2 separate regions of the Homo sapiens genome follow, and region 2 is linked to region 1. The links are chromatin loops, found by intact Hi-C in ENCODE. Cell type or tissue: breast epithelium. All regions are shown on one strand. Each heading gives the region's core, and the rest is flanking DNA. Links, peaks and the distances in the headings are about the cores only. Region 1 overlaps HSPE1-MOB4 (HSPE1-MOB4 readthrough). Region 2 overlaps HECW2 (HECT, C2 and WW domain containing E3 ubiquitin protein ligase 2).

What was found. Hi-C counts contacts between places; a loop is a spot of excess contacts. Peaks named below come from ENCODE experiments on the same cell type or tissue, not always from the same donor. Only the 100,000 strongest peaks of a DNase experiment are listed, where the experiment ranks them.
Region 2: a loop joins it to region 1, with 36 times the contacts of the local background. A loop is called at or near these places in 1 of 110 quality-filtered maps.

The regions. Positions count from the first base shown.
Region 1 is chr2:197,510,884-197,513,687 of GRCh38, reverse strand. The region is part of intron 2 of HSPE1-MOB4 (HSPE1-MOB4 readthrough); the gene reads right to left. Among named protein-coding and RNA genes, the nearest start is that of MOB4, 3.8 kb to the left of the region's middle. In breast epithelium, for the core only: no CTCF peak of the experiment used is centred there; no DNase peak of the experiment used is centred there.
Region 2 is chr2:196,245,986-196,248,789 of GRCh38, reverse strand. All of the region lies in intron 19 of HECW2 (HECT, C2 and WW domain containing E3 ubiquitin protein ligase 2), which reads left to right. Among named protein-coding and RNA genes, the nearest start is that of HECW2-AS1, 13 kb to the left of the region's middle. In breast epithelium, for the core only: no CTCF peak of the experiment used is centred there; no DNase peak of the experiment used is centred there; H3K4me3 peaks cover 436 bases; H3K27ac peaks cover 1,046 bases.

The sequences.
Region 1 (2,804 bases), core at 167-2,666:
GAAAAACAAAAAGCATGATCAACAATAACAGTTACATGAAATACTTGAATATTTCAGGTAAAGGAGGAGTGGAGTGATCTGTTTAAAGGCAATATGCACCAGTAGGAATAGCTCTGGACTGGGATTCGGAAAATCTAGATTCTCTTGCCTGTTAACTGTTAAGACATTGAACAAGCTATCAAATAAATGTTTCTTCATGTGTAATGAAGATTGTGCATAGCAGTTCTTTCCCTCTGCCCCATAAAGTATGAAAGCAAGCATAAAATTAAATATGGAACCTTGAAGCTTTAGAAGAAAATATTTTATAAAGCCAAAGTATCATAAGTAATTTCAAATTATCCATGAGCTTCAAATCATTGACACATTAAAAAAAATTATCCAATAAAAATTCACTTTGGGGAATTTTTAAATCCAAATAAAAGAGTTAATGCAGGCCATGTGCGGTGGCTCAAGCCTGTAATCCCAGCACTTTGGGAGGCCGAGGTGGGCGGATCACGAGGTCAGGGGTTTGAGTCCAATGTGCCCAACATGGTGAAACCCCCGTCTTTTCTAAAAAAAAAAAAAATACAAAAATTAGCTGGGCACAGTGGTGTGCGCCTATAGTCCCAGCTACTCAGGAGACTGAGGCAGGAGAATCACTTGAACCCGGGAAGCGGAGATTGCAGTCAGCCGAGATTGAGCCACTGCACTCCAGTCTGGGCAACAGAGTGAGACTCCATCTCCAAAAAAAAAAAAAAAAAAGAGTTAATGCATATTATGTGCAAGGCACTGGGCTAAGTGCTGAAAAACATGAAGATATATAAGACAAGCTTTCCTCAAAGAGCCTTGAAATTAATGGGAAAGCATCTTATGTAGATTACTACAGTACAAGGCTGAACGCCTTAAGTATTGAAGCAGCCCCTTTCACATGCTCTTTGCAAACAGCCTCTGATCTTGCTCAGTGTTCTTCTCTCATGCTATGACCAGGGAAAGGTAAACCCATATCTAGCTGAGGGATAAATTCCTGTTGGCCTAAGTGTGAAAGGGCCAGCCTCTGTGGTTCACACCTGTAATTCCAGCACTTTGGGAGCCTGAGGTGAGAAGATTGCTTGAGCCCAGGAGTTCAAGACCTGCCTGGGAAACATAGTATAACCCCCCCCACATACACCCCCATCTCTACAAAAAAATACAAAAATTAGCTGGGCATGGTGGCACACACCTGTAGTCCCAGCTACTCAGGAGGCTGAGATGGGAGGATTGCTTGACGCTGGGAGTTCAAGGCTGCAGTGAGCCATGATTGCACCACTGCACTCCAGCCTGTGTGACAGAGTGAGATCCTGTCTCAAAAAAAAATAAAACAAAGAAAAGAAATGTGAAACGATGTAATGAAGCACTTTGGAGAAAGATTTACTTGCTCTTCAGAAGATACCAAAAGAGATGCTCTCTTTTTTCTGCCAATGGACATCACCCAATATGGGCCTGCAGCAGCCATTCTGGCTTAAAGGAAGCCAGTCTAAAAGCAAAGTTGGCACACTGTGAATGATGTATGTAGTTGTCATGTGTCTTAAAGTGTGGATAGCATTTATGTGCAGAGCTACAGGAGATTTCATTACAAGCCGAGCAAAGTTGAGGCAGCAGGGAAGCATGGGAATGTATATTCACAGTTGAACAAGTCAGTGCCTATGTATGGTTTCATACATCTTCAACGTATTATTTGAACATTATTCTCTGTCTGTTTTTTTGTTTTTTTTTTTTCTTGAGACAGAGTCTCACTCTATCGCCAGGTTGGAGTGCAGTGGCGTGATCTTAGCTCACTGCAACCTCCACCTCCCGGGTTCAAGCAATTCCCCTGCCTCAGCCTCCAGAGTAGCTGGGACTACAGGCGTGCACCATTATATTTTAGTAGAGACGGGGTTTCACCACGTTGGCCAGGATGGTCTCGATTTCCTGACCTTGTGATCCACCCGCCTCGGCCTCCCAAGTGTTGGGATTACAGGCGTGAGCCACCACGCCCAGCTTTTTTTTTTTTTTTTTAAGAGATTGTCTCACTTTGTTGCCCAGGCTGGTCTCAAACGTCTGGCCTCAAAGGATCCTCCTGCCTTGGCCTCTCAAAATGCTGGTATTACAGGTGTGAGACACTGGGCTTCACCCTTTTTCTTCCCCTTTGAGACAGTGTCTTATGCTCTCACCCAGGCTGGAGTGTAGTGGCATGATCACCACTCACTACAGCCTCAACCTCCTAGGCTCAAGTGATCCTCACTTCAGCCTCCTAAAGTGCTGGGATTACAGGTGTGAGCCACTGTGCCCAGTCTGTCTTTATTTTCTTGATAACACCAATCTGTATCTAAAATCATGCTATTAATTTAGTTGTTTACTGTGTGCTTCCCCGATCTTATTCATCCCTGTATATCCAGTGCCTAGAACAGTGCCTAGCCCATATTCAAAAAATGCGTGACTTAAAAATACTATAATAAACTAGCCTTTTGAACTGACATTCAAGCCAGGTAAGTAAATAACCATTGATGTTTTTCCAAGTCATGTCTTCAGGCTAAATGAGACTGAAAGGGCATTTCGCAAGCGAAATTTTAAGTGTCTTAAAGACTTAGGCTTAATCTATAAGATGGTAGGGGAATTTTAAACATTTCTTATATCTTTTAACAGGAAAATCTACAGATGGAGCCAAAATCAAAATCTGTTGTTTTTTTTTTAAAGAAAAACCCAAACTATAAAAATACCTAAAGAAACCGTGGAAGAAACTTTAAGTTTTGGAGAAGACTTTTCAGAGTTTAACGTCATACCCAGAAGGCATAAAGAAAAACATTTAA
Region 2 (2,804 bases), core at 73-2,572, 1.3 Mb after region 1:
CCCTTAATGATCTTCGTTTTCTTTCTCCCACCACAAAGTCTTAGCATTTTACCAGCTGTTTATGTCATCTTCTCTTTTCACAAACAGTTCCTCTTCTCTGCTCATTCTCTCTCTCCTTTTCTTCCTTCCTCCCTCTCTATTCCTCTCTGTCTCTCTCTGTGTGTGTGTGTGTGTGTGTGTGTGTGTGTGTGTCTGTCTGTCTCTCTCTCTCTCATCTGTCCCTCTCCCTTTCCCCACCTTTCCTACAGTCCCTGAAGTAGCTTTAGAGTTGTTTTTAGAAAAGGTGTTTGATCCCTTCCCTTGACTCAGCCCTACAAAGATGATCTAGGAACCAAATTGCACAAATGAAGGATGCTCCCTGGGTGGGTAGGGATGGGGAAGTTGTGATCCCAGAGACCAAAAGAAAGCCACAGACACTGTCTCTCTCATAGTATAGAGACTTAACTTTTTGTGTTGTTAGTCTCCCTTGTCCTCACCCATAGAGCTATCAGAGGGTGCCTGCTATTGGCAGACCCTTTACATTTCCCTTTAATAAATCACTTCCCTGCCAAGATCTCTGTCAAGGTTTGAGAAGTCAGAGCATTAAGTTATTTTCAATAAATGGTATGTACATGAACATCAGCAAGCTCCAAGAAATGACTCGAGGGCCTTTTACTACTCAGAGAATAAAGCAAAAATGCCAGGTTTTCAGTGCTTGTGCTTTGTGCCAGGGATTTGGACGTGTTTTTTGTTAAGTTCCAGCGTTGAGCTATGTTCCAGAAGATGGAGCCTTCCAGAAATTATTGTAGTGCTTGATGTTTTGTTTTCATTCACTCACAGGGCATTTGTTTTAAATGTCATAGGGATTTTTTGAAAGTGAACCAGGAAAGAGATGAGCGTCTGAGCTGTCCCAGGACAGAGGCATGGAGCCATGCTGGATCAGGCTAAGATCCAGCCCCTGTCCAATACGGAGAACCAGTGCTAGTCATCAGAACAGTCCAGGTTCTGGGTCACACACCCAGAATCAAAAAAGACTGAGACTGCCCGGGAGTTGGATGCCAAGCTATTTCTAGTGTCTTCTGAAATATTTTGTCAGATAGAATTCTTTAGTTTGTATATGATTATGCAATTTTGTAACAGTATATGAAAATAGGGTAACACAATATAGAAGTTCTTTAGACCTGCCTAGCAATGACAAAGCAAAAACTCCCTAGTGTCTGTTACTGAAATTTTTTCCTGCACAGTATTAGCAAAATGCTGACTATCCATGAAGTCAGCCCTTCATTTGATGTAACATTGATCTTTTGTACCTGATTTTCTTTAAGACTGTAAAGACCATAAAATTCCTCTGTCTACAAAGTATTATGACCTAGAACTTCACTTGTAGTTCTCACACAATTTTATTAGCGCAATCTTCCAAGAACATTTTGTATTTCCAAAGTGGAAGTAACATCATTCCTGCTCTGGAATTTCTTGGCAATTATACCTCACTTGTATTAAGAATTTGACAAAGGCCAACAGCATAATTTACTGTAATTTTATTTATTTATTTATTTATTTTGAGACAGAGCCTCACTCTGTTGCCAGGCTGGAGTGCAGTGGTGCGATGTCGGCTCGCTGCAACCTCCGCCTCCTGGGTTCAAGTGATTCTCCTGCCTCAGCCCCCCAAGTAGCTGGGACTACAAGCACACCCAGCTAATTTTTGTGTTTTTAGTAGAGACGGGGTTTCACCATGTTGGCCAGGATGGTCTCGATCTCCTGACCTCATGATCCACCGACCTCAGCCTCCCAAAGTGATGGGATTACAGGCGTGAGCCACCGTACCCAGCCAATTTACTATAATTTTAAAATGAAATAATGTGTAAATGACTTCTTTCATGATGGAACTATGAGCAAAAGAATTTTTGCATTTAACAATTGCTGTCTCAGAGTTTTTATAATTAAATCCCTTTACCTAGAGTATAAACAGAATCAGAGCTAATTTTTATTGTGTCTGTATTGATATTGATGGAATGCATTATGGCATTTCCCACGTCCTTTTAAGCATCTCAAATTATATAGGAGTAGTTAGTGTCTGTGCTGTTTTTTAAAGTAATCAGCTCTTAAAAAAACATGTTTCTTGGCAGGGCACAGTGGCTCATGCCTGTAATCCCACCACTTTGGGAGGCTGAGGGGGGTGGATCACAAGGTCAGGAGATCGAGATCATCCTGGCTAACATGGTGAAACCCCGTCTCTACTAAAAAAATACAAAAAAATAATTAGCCGGGCGTGGTGGCAGACGCCTGTAGTCCAAGCTACTCAGGAGGCTGAGGCAGGAGAATGGCATGAACCCGGGAGGTGGAGCTTGCAGTGCCCGAGATCGTGCCACTGCACTCCAGCCTGGGCGACAGAGTGAGACTCCGTCTAAAGAAAAAAAAAAAGTTTCTTTTGTGTCTTAAAAGATTTTCGTTCAGTTCCTTGTTCTTCATTTTTCTCTCTCTTATCAATGATTTTGCTCTTGAAAGTTGATTCATTACAGCTGCGTTCTGCCCTGTCTGGGTTTTCTAGTCTGCAGTTTCTCAGACTGGAGCACTGACACTGATTGTGCCACCCTTGAGTGGACTTGAACTGCACGGTCCTATCCCTCATTCATCTAGGAGAGCAGCCTTGTGTTCATGGAGATAATGTTCCTTCGTGTTGCAAATTATGCCTTTCGGTACACAGGAAACATTTGCCCTGTGTTAGTCCCTGGATGCTGCCCATGTGTTTCACTGGTGATGTTTGACCTTCTTATAAGGGAATAGTGGTTCTCAGCCATAGCTACACATTACACATTGGAATCATC